Regions from separate parts of the Homo sapiens genome. Here all the other regions are linked to region 3. The links are chromatin loops, found by intact Hi-C in ENCODE. Cell type or tissue: endothelial cell of umbilical vein. All regions are shown on one strand.

Region 1 (8,000 bases), 320 kb before region 3:
TGGTGTTTGGAGAACAGAGGCTGTCGGGCTGCAGGACTAGGCTCCGGCCCCTCCCTCCCTTGTACTGTTTACTTATGATCTCTCTCTCGACGTTTCGCCCCCAAATGCCCAGAGCCTAGCACAGGGCCTGGCACAAGGAATGCCCAGTGAAAGTTGGTTACATTCAACCCAGTTGGAGGCACGAGCCCAGAAGTGGGAGTGACAGGGAAGGCTCCCCTGAGACCAACAGCGGCCTGACACCCCCTTCAGCCTCCGGGACCCCACCTGGGTCTTGGTCTGTTTTCCCTCTCTCTCTGCATGAGCACTGATGTCCTTCCAGGCTATGCTGGTTGCTGTGACAGTAGCCCCTTCCCCACACGGCAGGGTCTGTGACACCCTAGCCATGCCCACTGCAGCCTTCTCAGGAGAACTGGGAGGAGAGAGAGGGTTTTTTTATTTTTGTTTTTGTTTTTTGAGAAAGGGTCTTGTTCCGTCACGCAGGCTGGAGTGCAGTGGTGTGATCATGGCTCACTGCAGCTTCTGCCTCCCAGGCTCAAGTGATCCTCCTGCCTCAGCCTCCCAAGTAGCTGGGATTACAGGCATGCACCACCACACCTGGGTAATTTCTTTTATTTTTTTACTAAAAAAAATTTTTTTTGAGATGGAGTCTTACTCTGTCACCAAGGCTGGAGTGCAGTGGTGTGATCTTGGTTCACTGCAACCTCCGCCAACCGTGTTCAAGCAATTTTCCTGCTTCAGCCTCTCAAGTAGCTGGGATTACAGGCATGCACCAACATGTACAGCTAAATTTTGTATTTTAGTACATGTTGGCCAGGGTGATCACGAATTCCTGACATCTGGTGACCTGCCCACTTTGGACTCACAAAGTGCTGGGATTACAGGTGTGAGCCATCACGGTCAGCCTATTTTAAAATATTTTTTATTTGAGGTCTCACATGTTGCCCAGGTTGGTCTTGAACTCCCAGCCTCAAGTGATCTGCCTGCCTCGGCCTCCCAGAATGCTGGGATTACAGGTGTGAGCCATCATGCCCAGCATAAAGAGAGGTTTTTACGAGGTAGGAGCAGGAGACACCAGAACACATGAGAGTGTGTGAGGTGGCCATGGATGGCTGCTGACCCCCAGAGGGAGGGCAGGGAGAGGTGGGGTGGCTGAGGGTCAGCTGGTGGCCTCTGGAGCAGGCCACACTCCAGCCACGCTCCTGTTGGGCCCAGATGACCATGGAGGCATCCCCAGGGAATGTGGGGGACGGGGGTCTGGCAGCTCCTGGCAGCGGCCCCATTGGTGGGGACACTGACATTCTTCCAGGGTCGGAGGGAAGTACCCCAGGTCCGGACTGTGGGTAGAGGCCAGGACAGCAAAGGGGAGCAGGGTGAGGGGCCATGTGGGGGCTGCGGCTGAAACCGCTGTAGGGGCATGCATGATGCCCACTTCAGAAGCTCCTGGACACCTCTGGGCACCTGGTGTAGGTGAGGTGGGCAGGGTCCTGATGCCATGTGGGGGAGGCCGAGCCCGTGGGCATTAAGCATTCCCTAAAGGAGGAGGTTCTGGTTGAAGGTGTTCACATCCTTTGATTCTGAAACAGATGTGAGAGACGAGGAAGGGAAGGGGTAGAGCGATGGAGTGCCAGGGAGAAAGCCAGAGTGGAGGCACCTCCGGCTAATGAGTAGAGAGGCAGAGACACGGGAGAGGGCAGGGCGGGAAGAAAGGCAGAGATGAAACGTGTTGGAAGCACCGAGTTAATGCAACTACTAAGTGGTTCATATTTCCCAGCTAATAAGACCCCCTCTGCAGGGAGGAGGGGACGGGACAAGAAAGCACCGTGGTTCGAATGACTCAAGGCGCTGGAGCTAATGAAGTCACCGGGGACTCGGAATTCCTCGGATACGGCTCTGTGGCAATGCTATTTTAATTCAGTCTGAGGATGACAAAGGGAAGGGTGACAAAGGGAAGGGAAGTCTCCTGTTAACACGACAAGCTTGGGGTACAGGAATTGGGGGTTGAGGAGACAGGTACACTGCAAGGGGTTGTCTGACATGGGACAAAGGACTCAGGATGGACGCAGAGACAGGGAGGGGTGACACACGGTCCTGGGAGGCAGTGAGCACACCACAGATACACTCAGGGTGAACTGCACTCCTCGAACACAGCACAACGAAGCCCATCCGTCCATCAGCTAGTATTAATCCAGAGCCGCAGGCATGGGAAGGGCAGAGACCAGCCAGACTCAGGTCCCACGGGGCTGACCTCTCTGATTCCAGGCTGGAAGCAGCATCCTATTCTTTCAGCAGAAAGTACAGACTCCTCTGGGGAAGGGGGTCTTCCTCTGCCCACCTCTCAAGAAGCATCTGGCATTACCTCCTCCCTCCCCAATGTGCCAGTCCTCTGGGTCTTTCCTTCCTTCAGAACCTATTTCCTGCCTTGGGGCCCTTGCACCTGCTATTTCCTCAGCCTGGAATGCTCTCTGCTGCTAACTCATATACCTCCTTTAGCTTTCAGGCTTCTGATCAAATGTCGCTTCCTCTAGGGTGCTGTCCCTGATGCCTCAGACCAGGACAGGGCCTTGGACATTGTGTTAGTTTCCCGTGGCTGCTGTAACAAATGACCACAAAGCGGTTGCTTAAAACAATGGAAATTTATCCTCTCACAGTTCTGGAGGCCCAGAGTTCAAAATCAAGGTGTTGGGAGGGTTGGGTCCCTCTGGAGGCTCAGAGAGAATCTATTTCGTGCCTCTCCTGGCTTCAGGCAATCCCTAGTCTTGCTTGGCTTTTGGCTGCATGGCTCCAATCTCTACCTGTCTTCACACAATTCTTTTCTCCATGCATCTGTTTTCTTTTTAGTCTCTTAAAAGGACACTATCGTCGGGTTTAGGGTCCACTCCAATCCAGGATGATCTCATCTTCAGAGCCTTACCTTAATGACATCTGCAAAGACCCTTATTCCAAATAAAGTCACTGTCCTAGGCTATTCTTGCACTGCTATTAAGAAATACTTGAGACTGTAATTTATAAAGAAAAGAGGTTTAATTGGCTCACAGTTCCACAGGCTGTACAGGAAGCGTGGCTGGGGAGACCTCAGGAAACTTACAATCAAGGCAGAAGGTGAAGGGGAAGTAGGCAGATTTTAGATGGCCTGAGCAGGAGGAAGAGAGAGAAGGGGAGGTGCAACACGCTTTTTTTTTTTTTTTAGATGGAGTCTCACTCTGTTGCCCAGGCTGGAGTGCAGTGGTGCGATCTTGGCTCACTGCAACCTCCGCCTCCTGGGTTCAAGTGATTTTCCTGCCTCAGCTTCCCCAGTAGCTGGGATTACAGGCACATGCCACCATGCCCGGCTAATTTTTGTTTTACTATGTTGGCCAGGCTGGTCTCGAACTCCTGACCTCAAGTGATCTGCCTGCCTCAGCTTCCCAAAGTGCTGGGATTACAGGTGTGAGCCACCGTGGCTGGCCCAACACACTTTTAAACAACCAGATCTCTTGTTTAAAAACGTGGCACCCTCCCTTTCTCTCTCGCTCCCACTCTGCCATGTGAGACGCCTGCTCCCCCTTCACCTTCCTCTCTATGATTGGAAGCTTCCTGAGGCCTCCCTAGAAGCACATGCTGCTATGCTTCCTGTATAGCCCGCAGAACTGTAAGCCAATTAAATCTTTTTTTTTTTTTTCATAAAAAAACCCCAGTGTCTTGAGAACTCCATATCATGAGAACAGCACCCAGCGGATAGTGCTAAACCATTAGAAACTGCTCTCATGATCCAGTCGCCTCCCACCAGACCCCACCTCCAACAGGCCTGACCCAACTGGATTGGGTCATGGCCCTGCTGCATCCATGATGTCCAGCCAGGGCAGGTGCCTTGCAACTACTGCCGAGTGACTGATGGGACTGTTGGGCCCTTGGGAAGACTGGTGGGAGCAAGGGGGAAAGGACACACCCAGGGCCACCCCACCGAGGCTGTAGCTTTTGGTCCCACAGTGAAGAGCAGCCAGGAGGCCCCCCACCGACAGCCAGAACTGGAAGGGGCTTACAGGTCAGCCAGCTTAGTGCCTGTGTTAACAACTGGGGAGAACAAGACTCAGAGGAGGCCAGGCACGGTGGGTGGTTCACACCTGTAATCTCAGCACTTTGGGAAGCTGAGATGAGCAGATTACCTGAGGTCAGGAGTTTGAGATCAGCCTGGTCAACATGATGAAACCCCGCCTCTACTAAAAATACAAAAATTAACCAGGCGTGGTGGCATGCATTTGTAGTCCCAGCTACTCGGGAGGCTCAGGCAGGAGAATTGCTTGAATCCAGGAGGTGGAGGTTGCAGTGAGCCAAGATCGCACCACTGTACTACAGCCTGGGCGAAAGGGTGAGACTCTCTCTCAAAAAAAGAAAAAGACTCAGAGGAGACCAAGGGCCTCTCTGAAGGACACGGTGTGACCACATCACATCCTCAGCACTCTTCCTGTCCCCTTGCACTGTGTTCCCTGCCCGTAGCATGGATCTGAAACTTAGGGCCAATTCTCAGGACAGTATAGGGAAGGCATGGGTAGGAGCCCTGAGATGCCAAGGACGAGGTGCCGTCAGCTGGAGTCACTCCCACAAGCTTAGCCTTCAGAGGTTTCCTCTCAGTGTCTGCAAAGAACTCCAGTTTTCCTTAAATAGTTTCATTTTGCCTAATTATCCTCCAGCCGCAAAGCGAATAAGAGGCATGAGGGATTAAGGAGAATCAAGAGGAACAGGCATTAGGGCTGTGAGCTGGAAGTGGGGAGGATGGGGAAGCCAGGGCAATTGGAGAGTCGGGTCAAAGCATATACAAGTTGCACTCCGTTTGAGAAACAGTATGTCAGAGTGGCTAAGAGAGTAGGCTCTGCACTCAGACTGACCTGGGTTTGAGATCCATATGGCCACTGGCTAACTCAGGGACCTTGGGCAAGTTCCTTGACCTCTCTGAGCCTTATTCCACATTTGTAACTTCAGAATAATGATGTCTACTCCAAACATGGATTGTCAGGATTTACTGAGAGAATGGCACCATGCCTGGCTCTCAGTAAGGCTCAATAAACAATAATGATTATGCACAGAGGTCAGAGAGGGTAGAGGAACTTGGAAAGTTATAAAAAGGCTCAAAATCCCTGAGTTTGATTCTAAATGTCTTTGCAATCTAGTCCAGGAAGGCAGGGTCATGTCTGTCTTGTGACTACTGCACTGGTCCCAGCAACCAGCAAAGTTCCTGCCTATTGGAGGGCCTGCCTGGCTCCTGATTGAAAGGAAGAATCAATGAGTGGGTGAGTGAATGAAGGGCAACAGCCTTCCTTCTTTGCAGCTGCAGAGGCTGGGCAGTTATTGGGCCATGCAGGACTCAATCAGTCTGCCCTTTCTTGTTTTCTGGTGCCCTCCAGCCTTGACGCCATGTTTAGACCATTGATATTCACAGAATAATTTCCAGCATTGATTACTCAGATGGAACACCCTCCCTCCCAAGCTCCGCCGCCTTCCTCAGTCTTCCCCACCACAGGCGACTCCACCGAGTTTCCTGATTAATTCCCCTCCATAAACATTCTGATGAAGCCGCCAGCTCTCGCCAGGCAGCCTCCCAGAGCAAGGATTATTTCACAAAGCTGCTTTTCTCTTTGTGACCTGTGTTCATTAGCTGCTGCAAGGGTCACAGTCTGGGCTGCTTCAGTGGGGCCACCTCTGGGCAGGCAGTTCCCCTAGAGGAGAAGCTCTTCCCAGCCTGCCCAGGGTGGAGAAGGTCACCCCTGCCCAGACCCAGTGGCCTGGAAGCCGTGGGAAGTAGCACATTCCTGGCAAGGGAAGAGATGCTCTCAGTGGAGAAAATACTAGGTGGAGGCGCATGACACTTCTGATATTCAGCCATTTGCTGACCCATGAAAATGGCAATTCAATTTAATAGGACCCTCTGTGGTTGAGCCTAGAGAGAGGGAGGGGAAAAAGGAGTGAGGGGTCTGGAGTCAGAAACACAGGCAGTCCTGCTCTGTGTCTTCTCAGCTGTGTGGCTTGAGGAATGTGGCCTCATCCCTCTGGGCTGACTTGTCAAGTGTTGATAGCCACAGCACCGCCTTGCAGGGGGGTGTGTAGTTTCAGTGCAATCATTACATCACAGCCTGCTTCCGTGGCTGCTGCAACATCCCTGTGCCCTCAACAGCAGCTATTTTAGCAATAACGAGTGAGTTGGGGGCACTGGGATAGTGCAGCTGCCCACTGACTGGCTCCCCAGGTGCCTACCTTCACTTCTTCGGAGTCACTTCTCTGGCAAAGGCACCCAGGGGGTCCAGGAGACCTTGGACACAATGGATTTTAGTGGCAACCAGAGAGGTCCTCTATAGCCCACTTCCATGAGTGGATAAACATGGTGCCTGGCACAGACGGGATCCTCAACAAACTGAAATGAATGAGACAAGTGTATCAGCTGATGTCTTAGAACACAGAATTCAGCTTTGAGAAGTAAAAGATACAAAAAAAGTCATAGGAGGTTGGAGAGTGGGCATGGTGGGAGAGCAGCAGCCAGCTCCTGGGGGTGGGTTAGCAGGTGCTTTTATGGGGCCCTGGAAGTCACTGGCACTTTGAGCCTAAGGGTGTGGCGAGTGTCTGGGGAGCTGTCCGTGGTGCTGAAGCACAACCACTGGTGAGGGCAGCTGTCCTTTCAGTGCCTGTGCTCAGCGGAAGCCTGTCCCACTCCTTCAGGAATTCTGAGTCCAGAAAGGAAAGAAGCAGTGGAAAGGGAGGCAGAGAGTGAGAGGTGAGGCCTGCACAAAAGGTTATTCGTCAGACAATCACTGCCAGACTGGAGGAAGCACTTTTGTTTTCACATTATTGCAGTCACCAAACACTAATTCCCTCATGAGGGAAACATCGGCATCTCTCCCACCAACATGCTCCGAATGCCATCCTTTTTTCATTGCTGTGTAGTATTCCATCACATGAACTATACATAACTACCACAATTTGTTAACTCATTCTATTTTTTTTTTTTTGACAGACTCTTGCTCTCACTCAGGCTGGAGTGCAGTGGCACGATCACCGCTCACTGTAGCCTCAACTTCCTAGGCTCATGTGATCCCTCTGCCTCAGCCTCCTGTGTAGCTGGGGCACAGGCATGTACCATCATGCCCAGCTAATTTTTTTTTTGTAGAGATGGGGTCTCCTTATGTTTTCCTGGCTAGTCATGAACCCCTGGGCTCAAGCAGTCCTCCTGCCTTGGCCTCTCAAGATGCTGAGATTACAGGTATGAGCCACTGCACCTGGCCCCAATGCCATCATTATGGCAAAAGTCAAATCAATCTTGTGTCTCCAAATTTGTGATGTGCACCCACCCTCATTCCTCTTGTCTGGAACCTCTCTGCAGGTCACTGCCCACTGCTCCTTCCAGCTCCAGGCCTTTTGCCCTTCCTACTTTCCATCATCTCATCTGACCCATCCTTTAGAGCCTGTCTCCAGATTCTCCTCTTCCAGGAAGCCTCCCTTGACCACTTCAGCCCACTCTGCCTTCTTGCTCCTCTGACCACCTACTGAACTTGGAGCCAAGTTTAGCAAGCGCTGCTTTTCAAGATATTCTCCATAAGTGCTCTCTTTCTCCCCACTCAGTTGTGAGCTCTCAGGGGACCCAGTTCTTGCTTCTTTTACCTCCTTCCAGCAGAGCCAAGCCTGAATTCTGCATGAATATCAACATCAGCAGCAGTGGCATCAGCCACTGTGAATGAGCACTAAGGCTGTGTTGGGGCTGTGCTGCACTTCCTGTGCTTTATCTCACTGAAAACCCATGGTAACTCTGTGAAAGCAGATCCTATGATTACCACCATTATAATAGGAGGCTCAGAGGGACGAGGTAACTTGCCTAAAGCCATACATGCATGAGGGCTAGGGTTCAAGCAAAGGTCTGCCTGACCTCAGGGTCTAGTTCTTAACCAGCAGTCCATCTGATTCATAGCAGTGACCCATAATGGCAACACACATTCTGAAACCAGTCCCGCTCTGCTGTTTACTTATGTTGAGGCTGTACG
Region 2 (8,000 bases), 340 kb before region 3:
CCTGTGGTATCCCTGAGCTCCGCCCAAGCTGCAGCTCAACTCTGCAATGGCTTCTGGCCCTCTGTGGGGTCCAGTTCTTCTTTTCTGGACAGCAGAATCACAGCTGCACAAAGGTACTTGGAGGCCCTCTCCACCTCTGCCTGGAAGCAGGGCTGCTGCTGCACTGGAAGAATAACCCCCATCGAATGGGGTGTCCCCAGGGTCCTGCCTTTCTTCCCTGCCTTTCTCCGTGGCCAGGAGATCCTCTGGTAGGGCCGACGGGATGTGAAGGTGACCCCAGGCTGCCTGCAAGAGGACTCTTCCAAACAAAAGCCTGACCAACAAACAGCCATGCCAGCAGGGAATACAATCAATATTCCGAAGTCACAAAAACCGGCTTCAAAGCCAGCAGTGGCTGGGAAGCCAGAGTGAGGGGTTGTGGAAGGTTCTGCTCACTCCTGCTCTGTTGCCAGGGCCCAGTGGCGCTAGGGAGGGGAGTGGCAAAGGCGGATGGTAAAATGGTTAGGCTGGTGGAGCTGACATGGGGCCCTGGAATCAGAAACCCATTCCCTGTACACTGAGTACAAATTAACTCTGCAGCCTTGGGCACGTCTCCATCTCTCTGGGCTTCAAAAGAGGAGAAAAATGAAGAGGTTGAATAAAATGCTCTTTCTGGGGTCTGAAGAGATTACGTATTTCCCCTGAGGTCCCCCAACTGTGAAGCAGAGACTGTTCTCAAACTCAAGTCTGACTCCTGGGCCCACGCCAGCAGTCCACGGTCAGGCTAGATGGAGCCATGTCAGGAGCCGCCGCCGACATGCGGGCTGTGCTCAGAGCCCCGCCCAGCACTGGCTGGACCAGGTCTCTCTGATGAGGAAGACAAGGCATGGCTGGAGGCTCTCTGCAGGTGGAGAGTTGGAGGACAGCCTGGTCGGGGGGACAGAGTGGGTACTGGGGCTGACTCACCGCCATGCCAGCACCCTTCCTTGGGGAACCGCCCTTCCTGAGCTGGGCAAGTGGGAGCCTCTGAGGGGTCAGTCGCTGCCCAGGAGTTTGGCCGAGACATCCACCCTCTGTATGAATCCTGCCTTTTATGTTCTGCATTTCCATTGCTTTGACATCTTGGGGTCTTGCTGACTCTGGAGGGACTGCCCCCACCCAGGGCCAAGTCCCAGGGGTAATAAAGGGCTCACTTAGGAGCACGCCTTTCATATGAAAACCATGCAGTCTGGTGTTCACACCCCAATAGTCTCCTTTTCCTCACTCTGACACTCTGGGCCCCTGCCTACCTGCCCCAATCGCCCCAGGGCCAGGTATCAGACAACTAGGAACAGCCCCTATGCCCCAGAGAACCTGAAATTATTCAAGTGAGCTGACCCCAATCCTGCTCATTCCCATGGGAACCACAATAAAGGCTCTTGGCCACCCCTTCCCCTGGCTCCCTCTGCCTCTTGACTGACCTCGGTGTTTCCCTGTGTGGCCCTGTGTTTCCTGTTTGGCCCTGTGTGATGTGGTGAGTCCCCTCCTCTTGGGGTCTGTGGGTATAACAAACCTTCTTTTTTTTTTAGACGGAGTCTTGCTCTGTCGCCCAGGCTGGAGTGCAGTGGCGCGATCTCGGCTCACTGCAAGCTCCGCCTCCCGGGTTTACGCCATTCTCCTGCCTCAGCCTCCCAAGTAGCTGGGACTACAGGTGCCCGCCACCACGCTCGGCTATTTTTTTTTTTTTTTTTGTATTTTTAGTAGAGATGGGGTTTCACCTTGTTAGCCAGGATGGTCTCGATCTCCTGACCTCGTGATCGGCCTGCCTTGGCCTCCCAAAGTGCTGGGATTGCAGGCTTGAGCCACTGCGCCCGGCCAACAAACCTTCTTTCTAATGGCAGTCCCTTGATCTGTTAGCCTCACCATACCTGAATAATAATAAAACCTACATTTTAGAACGCCTTCATATATGAATGCCCGCGTCGGTCCCTCCTTGGATAGCCTGGGAGAAGAGCCTGCTCCTGGGGCGTTGATGTAGTGGAGGGAGCCCTGGATGAAGTCTAGGTGTCTGAGGATTTGAGTCCCACCCTTGGCTGTTTGGTGCCCCCTCGGCAGCCTCACTGTGAGGCAGGGCAGCTGGGCAGCCGGGCAGCCGGGCAGGGACTATGAGTTCCTTTGCTATATCAGAAACTGGAGTGACCTGTCCAAGGTGCTGAACTGGACTAGTCCACTCACCCTCTCCCACTCAGTTCTTTCTGACTCCCAGACCAGGGCTACAGGCCCTTATTGGGACACCTGTGGGAGTGACTTCCTACTCAGGACGAATGGTGTTGGGAATGCCCCTCCCCTCACTCGGAGGGTGGGGGTTCTCAGCTAAGAGTTCAGACTGTGCCCATAGCTGATTGGACGAGGTAAGCACATGACCAAGGAGGACCAATCCATTCACTCTCCCAGGTACTTGCAGGTGGGGCCAGGAAGGGTCTGTGGGTCCAGCTGGGGTTGGTGAGTGGCCCTTCTTCTCCCCTTGCTTTGGAGAATACAGGGGAATGAGTCAACGCCTCCAAGGGGGGTTCAGCAAAAGAAGAAGCCAGGAGCCTAGGGGTTTGATGTTTAGGCCTCAGATTCTGCTCTGTCCAGAGGCCTGGCTGCCTCTTGTTCCTGGGTAATGGAGGTCACTCTGGTAACTTTCAAAGTCCCCCTGCTCAAGGGCTCTGGCTCTTTGCCTGCACAGCCTCCTCTGCGGCACCCCAGGGCCCCACTCCCTCCCCTGCGGCTTCATGAAAGCCCTCATTTTACAGATGGCTTGAGACACAGACAGGTTAAGCTGCCTCCCCCAGGGTTTGGGGGCCCCAGGGCAGCTGGGGTGGCAGTTGTGGAAGGGGCACTGGAAAAGGAGTCGGGCTGTGGCTGGGAGCTGGCAGCTGCACCCTGTCCAACAGCTCAGGGCTCACCAGCCTTGCTGAGCCAGCACACCGGCGGAGACTGAGGGAAGCTGGGGCAGTTTGTGAGGTCTCAGGAGACTCCCAGTGGCAGAGAGCTGGCTGCCCCCAAGCTCCTTGCCTGGGGCCCAGGCAGTTTGCTGTGTCACTGCAACCACCCTGGCTTCTCCTGGGGAGAGAGGACAGACAGAACGGCAGCCAGGAGAAGGCAGGTTGGCCGGCCAGACCCTGGGGTGGGCTGGGAGGTCTCAGCTCTGTTTGAATGTGGCTACCTTTTAGGAGGCAAATCCCACCTGAGGCAGGGCCAGGTCACTGGCACTGCAGACTTAGGGAGCCAGGCCTCTTGCCCATGCATGTCACATCACAGCCCGTCTGTGATTCCCCCTTCCCGGCTTCTGTTTCCTCCAACCCTCTCCTCTGTGTTGAACTAAATACTTTTCAAAGGGAATCAATGCAGAGAGAGGGTTTTTTGTTTGTTTGTTTGTTTGTTTGTTTTTCAGAAGCAACACCAGGCTCTTTAATTTAAACTCTCCATGAGCTCTTCCATCCAGCGAGCTTTCCTGGCTCATCTGAAAGTTGGGCCCTATCCCTGACCTTGAGGGAGGGATGACCTCTGACCTGGGGGGAAGAATGACCTATACTTTTGGGGCTGTGGGGGCCTCCCTGCCACTTCCTCCTTCTGTTACGGTGGCATCACCTGTCCTTGCCACCTTCCCACCTGCCCCAGATTGCACACCTGCCCCCAGTGCAGCTCTGCCCCAGTGAGGAACTCTGCCCACTTGGCTGGTCCGTTCTGACAGAGGACTTTCTGTTTGCTGGGCAACCAGAGGCAGAGTGACCCTGGCCTTCTGGAGGGCCACAGCCTAGGGCTAGAAGGAGGAGTGACAGGAGGGCAACAGCTCATGTAGGTCACAGAGTGTGAGCTTGAAAGGGACTTGAGAGACCATTAGGTCCACTGCCCCTTCCCTGCTTCTCAGAAGGGGATTCCCCAAGACCAGCCTTGAAACCAGTAGACTAACTGATCAGTTGAATAATTTTAACACCCACCACTTACATGTTGGATGCTTACTGCATGGTATGCACTTCACTGGGTCCTATTATCTGTTAGCACCACAATGAGCCCATGAAGTGGGTGTCCTTTGTGCGGTTGAGAAAGTGGAGGCTACAGGAGGCTATGCCACTTTCCCAAGACCTAACCTCTGGTTAGCAAGAGAGAGAGTGGAACTTGAACCCAGGGATGGTAGATTCCCAAGTGCAAGTCTGAAGGCTGCCCCACCCAGCCCACCTCCTGAGAGATGAGAACACCCAGCCGTGGGGGCCTCATAAGAATTCAGCAAAGGAGCCATTCCTGGTGTCCCAGGCCAGCCCCAGCTCCCTCCCCTCCCTGAACAAGGACAGAATGCCTGCAGTTCCCCATGGAGTGGCAGGATGGCACATCCCTGTGGGGAGCCTGCAGCCTTGGGCCTCAGCCACTGGGTCTGTGCCAGCCCTACCACGGGCATCATTTGAGAATGTCAGCGAGGCCCTCACTCCCTGCAGCAGGCTTGCTGGCTCTTTATGCCAATATTTTTGTGGGACATCCACTCTGCCCAGATCTGTACTTGGTGCTGACCCCCTGTCCTTCAAGTGTCGTCTGTCCAGTCCAGAAAAGAGCCCAAGACCCATGACAATCCTTTTGGGATATAAAGGATCTAAGAAGGCAGCCAGCAGGAGCCCTGGAGACCATCTGATCTGTCCTGCCCATCTTTCAGACGGGGAGCCTGGGGCTCGGAAATAGGGTAGGACTTGCCCAGGGCCTCACAATCCACCATTGGGCAGGCCGGGATGTGAACCTCAGGCCTCAAGCGGTGCAGGACCCTGGACAGCTCCCAGGCTCTGAGAGACTCCAGGCCTGGGTTCATGGTGAAGCTTGGGCCTGGAGTCCCCACCCCAGAGGGGAGGGACTGCACACGTTTCCCACCTGGCCTTCTGGTGACCAGTCATAGGATGTGCAGTAGCAGAACAGCAGAGGTGACACTCCGAGAGCCAAGTCCCTTCCCCCGGGAGAAGTGGTACCAATGGTCAGACTGTGAGGAAAGGGATGTGACACCAAACCAGAGAGGTCAGGCGCAGTGGCTCATGCCTATAATCACAGTACTTTGGGAGGCCGAGGCGGGTGAGTCAACTGAAGTCAGGGGTTCGAGACCAGCCTGTCCAACATGGTGAAACCCCTTCTCTACTAAAAATACAAAAATTAGCCAGGCATGGTGATGTGCACCTGTAATCCCAGCTGCTTGGGAGGCTGAGGCAGGGAAATTGCTTGAACCTGGGAGGCGGTAGTTGCAGTGAGCTGAGATTGTGCCACTGCACTCTAGCCTGGGAGACAGAGAGAGACTACGTCTCAAAAAAAAAAAAAAAAAAAAAAAAGAAAGAAGAAGAAAAAAGAAAACAACAACAACAACAACACACACACAAAAAAACAGAGAGAGCCCAAAACAGTAGAAGCACCTCACAGCCCAGAGCAGGAATGCATCAGGTCAAAGGCTGCACCATGAAACTGATAACTGAGAACATAAGCGGTGCATTTCAGAGAGACTTGATTTTCTCCCTCTTCTTCCTCTTCCAGCCACTTATATTTCATTCCTTCAAGGAGGTACCTTCAGTTATCTAGAAAATGCACCATACGCCAGGGCACAGTGGCTCACACCTGTAGTCTCAGCATTTTGGGAGGCCAAGGCAGGAGAATTGCTTGAGCCCAGAAGTTTGAGACCAGCCTGGGCAACAAGGTGAAACCTCGTCTCTACAAAAAATACAAAAATTAGTGGAGTGTGATGGTGCCAGCTACTTGTGGAGGCTGAAGCCAGAGGATCCCTTGCACCCCAGAGGTTGAGGCTGCTGTGAGCTGTGTTCGTGCCACTGCACTCCAGCTTGGGTAAAAAACAAGACCGTGTCTCAAGAAAAGGAAAGAAAATGCACCATATGAGGCCTCTCTTTTCTCAAAGATGCCATGTTGTCTGAACACTTTTCACATCTGCAATTAAATGATTATGTGCTTAACACCTAACTCTTGCCAAACCACCAGTCCTACAAGGGCATGGGCCCCATCTGCCTCTTTTCCAGCTGCATCTGAGTGCCTGGCACAGGGCCTGCCCCAGAGTAGTTGCCTGATCAACTTATCTTGGGTGAAGGAGTGAATGGAGGAAACAGTGCAGTGTCCTTCTGATAGGCTCAGCAGCTTGAGGGGCAGCTGGGTGCCCGCTGCCCCTGGAGTTCTTGCAGCTCTCCAGGGCCATGAAGCTAGACATAGATGCAGTGTGTCAGCTCCCTAGACCTCATGCAGGGATGCCTGTTCAAACAGGGAATGCTGGGTTCTAGATCCCAGCACTCCTTCCCAGGGAGTGACCTTATTAGGCTGGTAGGGGATAAAAGATGACAAAGGGGCCAGGCAAAGTGGTACGTGCCTGTAATCCCAGCACTTTGGTAGGCTGAGGCAGGTAGCTCATTTGAGGTCAGGGGGTCAAGACCAGCCTAGCTAACATAGAGAAATCCCATCTCTGCTAAAAATACAAAAATTAGCCTGGCGTGGTAGTGCATGCCTGTAATCCCAGCTACTTGGGAGGCTGAGGCAGGAGGATCGCTTGAACCTGGGAGGCAGAGGTTTCAGTGAGCTCAGATTATACCACTGCACTCCAGCCTGGGTGACAGAGTAAGATTCCTTCTCAGAAAAAAAAAAAAAAAAGGGCCTCACCCTGACACTGGCATGAGGTCAGCCTGATTGGGTGTCAGTGCCTCTGCCCCAGCTTTCCCTGAGCTGCTCCTAGGGAGCGAAAGGGGGATTTGCTTCCTTCATGGGCTTCTCATGGCCTCTCAGTGAAGTCTGAGCTTTCTTATGGAACCTTCTGTCATTGGTTTTTTCCCACCCCTCTCCACTCACTGGTGACAAGTGTAGTCTTTGCAGGGAAGACAGCTGTGGGAGACAAAACTATGCTCCCCACCAAGATGTTCCTGTCCTAATCCCTGGAATCTTCGAATGTGTTCCCTGACGTGGCAAAAGAGACTTTGCAGATGTGATTAAATCAAGGGTTTTGAGGTGGGGAGATGATCCTGGATTATCTGAGTGAGCCCGATGGAATCACAAAGGTCAGAGCCAGAGAAGGAGGTGTGACAATGGAAGCAGAGGTCAGAAAGAGAGAGACAGGAAGAGGCTATGCTGCTGGCTTCAGAGATGGAAGAAGGGGCCAGGAGCCAAGGAATGCAGGCGGCCTGTAGAAGCGGTAGAAGGCAAGGAACAGATTCCTCCCTAGAGGCTCCAGAAGGAATGCAGTCTTGCCGACACCTCGATTTTAGGACTTTTGACCTCCAGAACTGTAACACATTCGTGTTGTTTTAAGCTACTGAGTTTGTGGGAATTTGTTAGGGCAGCAATGGGAAACAAATAGAACAACTATGCAACTTTGGATTTGCCTCTCGCTCTTTATTTTCTTTTTCTTTTTTTGAGACAGGGTCTCACTCTGTTGCCCAGGCAGGAGTGCAGTGGCACAATCATGACTTACTGCAGCCACACTCTCCTGGGCTCAAGCAATCCTCCCACCTCAACCTCCTGAGGAGCTGGGACCACAGGCATGCACCACCATGCCTGGCTAATTTTTAAATTTTCTGTAGAGATGAGGTCTTGCTACATTGTCCAGCCTAGTCCCGAACTCCTAGGTTCAAGTGATCCTCTCATCTTGGCCTCTCACAGCATTGGTATTACAGGCATGAGCCATTGTGCCTGGCCTTTGTTTCCATTTTATAGTGAGGCGATACACTGTAGGTTCCTGGTATGGGACCCCGTGGCTTCACAGGTGCCCTCAGTCTGGCTCTGCTGCTTTTGCAGATGTGTGACCCTGAGAAACTGCTTGACCCCTCTGAGTCTCTATTTCCTCACTGATAAAAGGGGAAGAGCAATCCTCACCCCGTTGCACTCTTGTGAAAGTCTGATGAGACAGAGTGTGCAGAGGGCTGAGAATAAACCAGATGTGTTGTGAGGACCCATACCTGGTTAGTGTTCTTTTTTTTTTTTTCTGAGATGGAGTCTCACTCTGTCGCCCAGGCTGGAGTGCAATGGCACGATCTCGGCTCACT
Region 3 (8,000 bases):
ACCTGGCAACAGAGTGAGGCCCTGTCTCAAAAAAGGAAGAAAAGGAAAGAAAGAAGAAAGGAAGAAAGAAAGAAAGAAAGAAAGAAAGAAAGAAAGAAAGAAAGAAAGAAAGAAAGAAAGAAAGAAAGAAGGAAGGGAGGAAGGAAGGAAGGAGAGAGGAAGGAAAGAAGGAAGGAAGGAAGAAGGAAGGAAGAAGGAAGGAAGAAGGAAGGAAGGAGAGAGAAAGGAAGGAAGGAAGGAAGGCCAGATGGGCGCAGTGGCTCACGCCTGTAATCGAGCACTTTGGGAGGCTGAGGCAGGCAGATCATGAGGTCAGTAGTTCAAGACCAGCCTGCCCAACATGGTGAAACCCTGTCTCTACTAAAAATACAAAAATTACCTGGGCATGATGGTAGGTGCCTGTAATCCTAGCTAGTCAGGAGGCTGAGGCCAGAGAATCACTTGAACCTGGGAGGCGGAGGTTGCAGTGAGCCGAGATTGTGCCACTGCACTTCAGCCTGGGCAACACAGCAAGATGTTGTCTGGAAAAAAAAAAAAAAAAAAAAAAAAGGAAAGGAAAGAGAAATAGAGACAAAGAAGGAAAGAATAAAAAGAAAAGAAAAATAAAATATAGAAGCTCATGAAAAAGAAAATGAAGATTGCTTACAATTCCACTTTTGGTTAAGTATACTCTTTATATGTATTCTATTAATTTCTATTTACATCCACACCAGCCAGTCTATCTTGCATGGTTCAGAAGGGCCCTGGACAATTGTTAAATAAGTACATCCCTGCCGCTCTTTACCCAACGCAAGCTTCCTGAGGTTGCCCACGTGAGAAGCAGTCCAATTTCAGCCCAACATCTGCATTCTGAACATCACCCTCACGACCTTTAAGGCTGGAATCAAAATTTGCTCTTTGTTTTCTACATTGGCGGTGTCTTATCATGTGTGGCATGTCATCTAATCAGTCATCAAGTCCGGATTGTTCCACCATCCAAATGTATTTTGAGGCCAGGCGCGGTGGCTCACACTTGTAATCCTGGCACTTTGGGAGGCTGAGGTAGGTGGATCGCTTGAGCTCAGTAGTTCAAGACCAGCCTGAGCAACAAAGTGAGACCCCTCCCGCACCACCGTCTCTACCAAAACAAACAAGCAAACAAGATTAGCCGGGTGTGGTGTCGTGTACCTGTGGCCCATTCAACCTCTTTTTCTTTATAAATTACCCAGACTTGAGTATGTCGTTATTGGCAGCATAGAAACAAACGAATACAATCTTAAACCACAGACTTTCAGAATATGAAAATCATAAAATTTTCGAATCCAGATTTTACAGTCATTGGAGATTCCAGAAACCAGTCTAATAACTCCACCGTATAGATGGAGAAACTGGGCCCAGTGGGGCTCAATGACTTGTTCCAGGCCCAAGAGTTAAGGGCAGAGGTAAGATCTCCCCACATCAAGGCAGACCTATTCTTCCATAGCAGTAGTTTTCAAACGGACTTCTCCAAGGCACCAAGGTTCCTTAGAAGTATCATAAAGGTTCCGCCTGCAAGACATTGAATCCCACTAGGCCTAGTTTCTCCATCTATACAGTGGAGTTATTAGACTGGTTTCTGGAATCCTCCATGACTGTAAAATTTGGATTCCAAAATGTTATGATGAAGGGAGGGATGAGGAAGGGATGAGCAGAGAGTGGAGCCTCAAGCCTATAATTAAAACAGTTCTACTTTCACCTCATGTATCTTGAGACCTGAGTAGTTGTCTTTTTTAAAAAAGGGGTTTTCTTCCCCCCAAAAGTTTCAAAAACTCATGCACTGTATATTGTGTTTAATAAATAATCATGAGCAGCAAAAAAAAATTAAACCAAAACCAGAAAATGAAACCCCACACATGATCCCAATGGTAATACAAATGAAATCTTTAAAGATATTGGTTAGGAACACTCAGGTTGATACAAACATCCTAATTTTGTTTCCTGCAGGTAGTGGTTGGGGGTTAGAATGACAGCCGTCTATAACAGAATACAGCCTAGAAATCTGCATCTGAGTTCCTGTCTCAAATAGAGCTGGGCAATTTCAGATTCTGGGTACAGAGAGGAAGAGAAAAGACTGTCCCAAAATGTTCCTCTGGCATCACGTCAGGAACTGCATGTATTTACAAAGAGGCACTCACTCCTGAAAGACCGTGGTTGATAATGACATGCTTGGAGGATTGGATCCTAATTCTGATTAAGACTTTCAGCTACACAAATAAAATATTTTCATTGATCAAGGCTGAATCTTCCACTTTTACTCTCCAAAATGCATGTTTTCTATCCTGGGGAAGTAACGCCCCCAAACTTTAAACAAGGTAACCAGATCAGGATTCAGTCAGTAGCAATCAACAAGGACAAATGGATTAATGACTGGCGGTGGAAAGACATTTGTCCAGGTCTACAATTTAATTTTATGTATGTATATATATATTTAGAGACGGGGTCTCACTGTATTGTCCAGGTGAGTCTTGAACTCCTGGTCTCAAGTGACCCTCCAGCCTCGACCTCCCAAAGTGCTGGGATTACAGGTACGAGCCACTGCACCTGGCATACAATGTCAATTTTTAAAGTTTACAGCATCAGCCAGGTGCAGTGGCTCATGCCTATAATCCCAGCACTTTGGGAGACTGAAGCATGTGGATTACTTCAGGTCAGGAATTCGAGATCAGCCTGGCCAATGCAGTGAAACCCTATGTCTACTAAAAAATACAAAAATTAGCCAGGTGTGGTAGCATGCGCCTGTAATCCCAGTTACTCAGGAGGCTGAGGCAGGAGAATCGCTTGAACCTGGGAGGCGGAGGTTGCAGTGAGCCAAGATCCTGCCACTGTACTCCAGTCTGGGTGACAGAGTGAGACTCCATCTCAAAAAACAAAAAAACAAATAAACAAACAAAAACCTTACAGCATCTTCATAAATAAACTGCTTCCACTCTAGGACACTTTGAATGGAGGATAAAGGGTGCCAGGGAGCACACTCTTTTAGCCCCTAGCTTTATCTTTGTGTCCTTGTTCCTAGTGCAACACTCCGCAATAGGTTGATTAGAAAGACACTCATGTACTTTTTGTTTTGGTTTTGGTTTTGGTTATTTATTTATTAATTTATTTTGACGGAGTCTCACTCTGTCACCCAGGCTGGAGTGCAGTGGTGTAATCTCCACTCACTGCAACCTCCACCTCCTGGGTTCACGCGATTCTCCTGCCTCAGCCTCCTGAGTAGCTGGGACTACAGGTGCGTGCCATCATGCCCCGCTAATTTTTGTATTTTTTAGTAGAGATGGGGTTTCACTATGCTGGCCAGGCTGGTCTCAAACTTCTGACCTCGTGATCTGCCCGCCTTGGCCTCCCAATGTGCTGGGATTACAGGCATGAGCCACCGCGCCCAGCCACTCACTTATTATATAATGGAAACCTCACTTTCACTTTGCCGGGATCAAGGTTTAACTTCACTACAGTTCAGTATTTCCAGGACTGTTGAAAGATTACAGACAAAAGAAGTCTCCTATGAAAAGCTACCCAAAGCAGAAGGGACCTTCATGAGGGATAAGACCCTGCTCTCTTGCTTTCTAGCGGGTTTTAAGGCAACTCTTTTTTGTTTACTTTGTCTTTCTGTTTCTGCTTGTTTGTTTTTTACACACGTTCAACCCAAGGATCATAAAAAAGCTTGGCACTCAGGGCAGTGACAACACCCTTTTATTTCGGTGTGCTTTATTTTTTTCATAACTCAAGTAACGATGTAACTTATGATCCAAATGAGACTATGAGAGAAAAGGGGAATATTAAGAAATACTGTATGTGCATTTACTTTCCCGCATATATTCAGTTTCCATCACCCCAGCATCCGAGCTCCACGAGGGCCGACTTAACCCAGCCCGCCACAGTGCCCTCAGCACCATGGACAGCGCCCAGCAGAGCGCAGGCGGGTGGAGGAGGCTGGGCAGTGCGGTCAGCACCTGGGAAGCAGCTGATGAGGCAGGCCAGAATGTCTACTGTGAGACCTAAAGGATGAGTGCGGGTTTTCTAGATGAACATCGGGGAAGAGAATATGCCAGGCTTCTGTACAAACTCTGAAAAGGGAAAGACGAAGACTTGTCTGAAGAGCTGCCAAAATGCCACCATGGCTACAGTGGAAAATGGAAACGTGAAGAGGGGTGAGACAGACTAGGCAGGGACTCTGGAGGCCTGGACTTTATCCCAAGAGAGGTGGAAAGCCACTGAAGTATATAAAGAGGAATGATGACTCTTAGTTGCTTTTTTTTTTTTGAGACGGAGTCTCGCTCTGCCACCAGGCTGGAGTGCGGTGGCAGGACCTCGGCTCACTGCAACCTCTGCCTCCCGGGTTCCAGTCATTCTCCTGCCTCAGCCTCCTGAGCAGCTGGGACCACAGGCGCATGCCACCACGCCCAGCTAATTTTTTTATTTGTAGTAGAGACGGGGTTTCACCATGTTGGCCAGGATGGTCTAGATCTCTTGACCTCGTGATCCACCCACCTCGGCCTCCCAAGGTGCTGGGATTACAGGCGCGAGCCACCGCACTCGGCTTTTTAAGTTCATCCACATTTAATGATATCAATATACTGCAGGGTATTTTTCTTTTACTTTTTAATAGGTAATATTTTTACATGATTCAGAATTTGAAAGCATTCAGTGATAAGTCTATCTGTCCCCTCTATTTTTCCCTGGAGTCATCTGCAAATGTTATTAATTTCATATTTATGTGTCCAGGGATGTCTTGCAGCTATATAAGCAAATATTTTCAAAAATAATATGTCTTAATATATTTTTGTACCCCTTTTGCTAAAGGTAATGAATGCATGCTTTACACACTCTTCCGCACCTAGCTTTTTTCATCTAATGCAATATGCTGAGGGGATCTTCCACATCAGTTGTATATCTTAGTTTAGCATTTAAGGCATTTCATCTCCTCAAAATTGTTTCCTGCTGTTTCTCATCTTTTTCTGTGAGGCCAGTTCTTGCCTTTGGTCTCAATCTTTAGAGTATTATTTTCTAAACTGTGTTTTATATTCACAGACATTCCTCACCCTACCCCACTCCCAAATAAGTTTGGGAAGTGCCAGGTTAAACAAGGTTCAGCGTGTCTCCTTTCTGCAGAACTTCTCTGGACTGCAGTAGATTTAATGTCCTAGTCCTCACACTGGCTCTCACAGAAAGGACATGGTGTGCAACCTTTCCCATCTGCATTTGTTCCTGGAACCTTTTCCCTGAGCATCTCAGGGGAATGTTGTGCTGTAGAAGGGATGTAGGAAAATGCTGCTTCAGACAGCGTTTCTCTCCCTAGTCCAGTACTCAGTAAAGACTGACCAGTTCCTGCTGTCTATCTATCTTTTATGCTTGATGCTGACCAGTACTTTTCTGTTAATAATTCCTCTCCAGACAGGTTAGAGCAAAATCAATTAGGTTACCACTTTCTTAGTCAGTGACCAGATATACCCTGGTCACCTTGATTAGATTTGAGTGTTTCCCAAGTCAGCAAGGCATCCACAGGCTACTTCTCAGAGAGAGCAAATTTCTGTGTTTATGTGTCCTATGCTGATTCTGACTAGGTCTGCATTGTAAAAGGGACTTCTGCTCCAAAGTTGGAGTGCCTTACCCTAGCTCCCTAATGACCGACCATAGACCAGAGGACCCTGGGCTCCATCTCCAGGCGTCTGTCTCCTATCCCATGGCCTCCTCAGCCCCTGTTCCCATACTCAGTTGTATAGGATATTATATTGGGCACTGATCACTTTTCTCCAGCAGAATTGCAAATTTTTTCAAGTCAGAAACTTTGTTTTCTTCTTAGTGTGTTCCATATCAACCTCTCCACCCTCCCCCAGGGCCAGGCACACTAGAACTCATTATTTTTGAAATAACTTTATGGGAAAAATAGGTACCTGATATGGTTTGGCTGTGTCTCCACCCAAATCTCATTTTGAACTGTAGACCCCGTAATCCCCACGTGTCGTGGGAGGGACCCAGTGAGGGGTAATTGAATCATGGGGGTGGTTGCTCCCATGCTGTTCTCCTGATAGTGAGTGAGTTCTCATGGGGTCTAATGGTTTTATAAGGGACTTTCTCTCACTTCGCTCTACAGTTCCCCTTCCTGCTGCCATGTAAAGAAGGACGTGTTTGCTTCCACTTCCGCCATGATTGTAAGTTTCCTGAGACCTCTCTAGCCATGCTGAACTGTGGGTCAATTAAACCTCTTTCCTTTATAAATTACCCAGTCTTAGGTGTGTCTTTCTGAGCAGCATGAGAATGGACAAATACAGTACCTATAATCTCTCTCTTCACTTGTCAAGCAAAAAAATGTATTGCTCAATAGAGCTCTGCAAACCAGTGGACTTGTGGGTGGGGATGTGTTCTGTCTGCACCTGCCCTCCGTGTCCTCACCTGCCCCGGCTCACAGCCAACATTCAGTGAACACTGGGGGTGTGGGCCACAGTCCGCCCATTATTTGAATATTCACAGAACCAATGATGATAAAGGCTGGGGGTCCTTGGAGATCATGGAGTCTGACTCCCCTCATTTTGCTTATGAGGGGCTAAAGATGGCTCTGGCTTGCCCCAGGACACACAGAACTGGGACTCAAGCCCAGGTCTTCTGCCTTCCCTGGCTCTGCCACTGGCAATATTGTCTCCTTGGTAAAACGGGGTTAATGATATCCACCTTGCAGGACTACTGTGAGGCTCACTCTGCCGAGAGGGTGCATGTAGGGTTCTTGGCACAGTGTCTGGTGCTGTTACTGATCAATGTATAGTGGTTATTGTGGCTAAGCAAATATCCTTCCCCCCATGCCTTAAAAGCTCAAAAGAGTAAGGCTGATTTCTCTACATTTCTAATGTCTATCAGTGTCTTACGGTTAATAGAGCCCAGCAAGTATTTGATGATGGTAACCGGTTACCTGGTTGCTTATGTAACTTTTACCTTATAGCCCCAAGAGAAATTGGCCCTGTCCCCTTCTGAAGGATGATAGGTGTCCACTCTGGTAGAAAATTGAGTTCCTATGTGACTTTGGTTAGACAAGACTCTTCCCCTTGCCTCGATTTCCCCCATCAACTCACTAAGCTTGGCCTGAGGAAGAAGATGCAGTAAACCTTGATTTATGGATTCATTAGGGCTTGGAAAAGGTCCCTAGTCCTCAGAGCCAAGCACTGTTATTTAAAGAACACTGATGGAAGAGTGGAGTTAGGTACTCAAATCGCCCTCAGAGGACTGACAAGGCAGCCAGTCATTGTAGGGCATTTAGAGAGCTAATTCCTTGTTTCAGTATTTAAGGCCTTCGAAAAAGCTACATCCATCTTCCATGAAGAAAAAAAAATGTTCTTGCATCTTCCTGCTATCTAGAGATTATTTAGTACTCTGATATTGACACCACTTCTGTAGAAAGATTTAAAGATAAAAATGCAATGTATTCAAGTGCTGATCATTTTTCATCGTCACTTAGTGACAGTACAGCCTGGAGTCAATTGCAGCAGATTTATCTTTTGTGATATTGATTGCGTGCATGTGTGCTGAAGCTGTTTGCAAATACCTGGCTTCATCTATGAGGGGGCACTGCAAGCGCTGGGGGTGGGAGGCTTGGACAAAGAGACAGGGCTTGGTGAGGACCCTGCCTCTAGCTTTTTGCACTACAGGAGAGTCTGGATGGGCACTGCTGAGAAAGAACTGGACCAGGAGTCCCAGAAAAGGCTGATCATTAAATGTCTGGGGAGGAACCTACTGTTTAGTCATCATGCAAAGTCCCTGAGGTGTTAGGAGCGAAATGGTCGGGAGTCATTTGTGTCCTGAGGCTTATAATAAACATGCAGAGCTGGAGTTCCAGCCTTCTTTGAAATTTGTGTCTCCTCCCTAAAAGTGTATGGGTCAACAGCTCCCCAGTTGGGGAGATGTGATCCCAGTCAAGTCATTCAAACTCCCTGGTCCTCAGTCTCCCCATCTGTCAACAGCTCCCCAGTTTGGGAGACAACTAAGCCCTAGAATGACAC

What was found. Peaks named below come from ENCODE experiments on the same cell type or tissue, not always from the same donor. Only the 100,000 strongest peaks of a DNase experiment are listed, where the experiment ranks them.
Region 1: it touches region 3 in a loop (3-fold over the local background); 6 of 110 quality-filtered maps call a loop at or near these places.
Region 2: a loop joins it to region 3, with 2.8 times the contacts of the local background. A loop is called at or near these places in 6 of 110 quality-filtered maps.

What each region holds. Positions count from the first base shown.
Region 1 is chr9:131,792,780-131,800,779 of GRCh38, forward strand. No RefSeq gene overlaps it. Among named protein-coding and RNA genes, the nearest start is that of RAPGEF1, 57 kb to the left of the region's middle. RefSeq lists an enhancer at 1,246-1,750 and a silencer at 6,543-6,733. In endothelial cell of umbilical vein, no CTCF peak of the experiment used is centred here; no DNase peak of the experiment used is centred here.
Region 2 is chr9:131,771,918-131,779,917 of GRCh38, forward strand. No RefSeq gene overlaps it. Among named protein-coding and RNA genes, the nearest start is that of RAPGEF1, 36 kb to the left of the region's middle. In endothelial cell of umbilical vein, no CTCF peak of the experiment used is centred here; no DNase peak of the experiment used is centred here.
Region 3 is chr9:132,110,381-132,118,380 of GRCh38, forward strand. No RefSeq gene overlaps it. Among named protein-coding and RNA genes, the nearest start is that of MED27, 35 kb to the left of the region's middle. In endothelial cell of umbilical vein, no CTCF peak of the experiment used is centred here; a DNase peak (open chromatin) is centred at 3,911; H3K27me3 peaks cover 225 bases.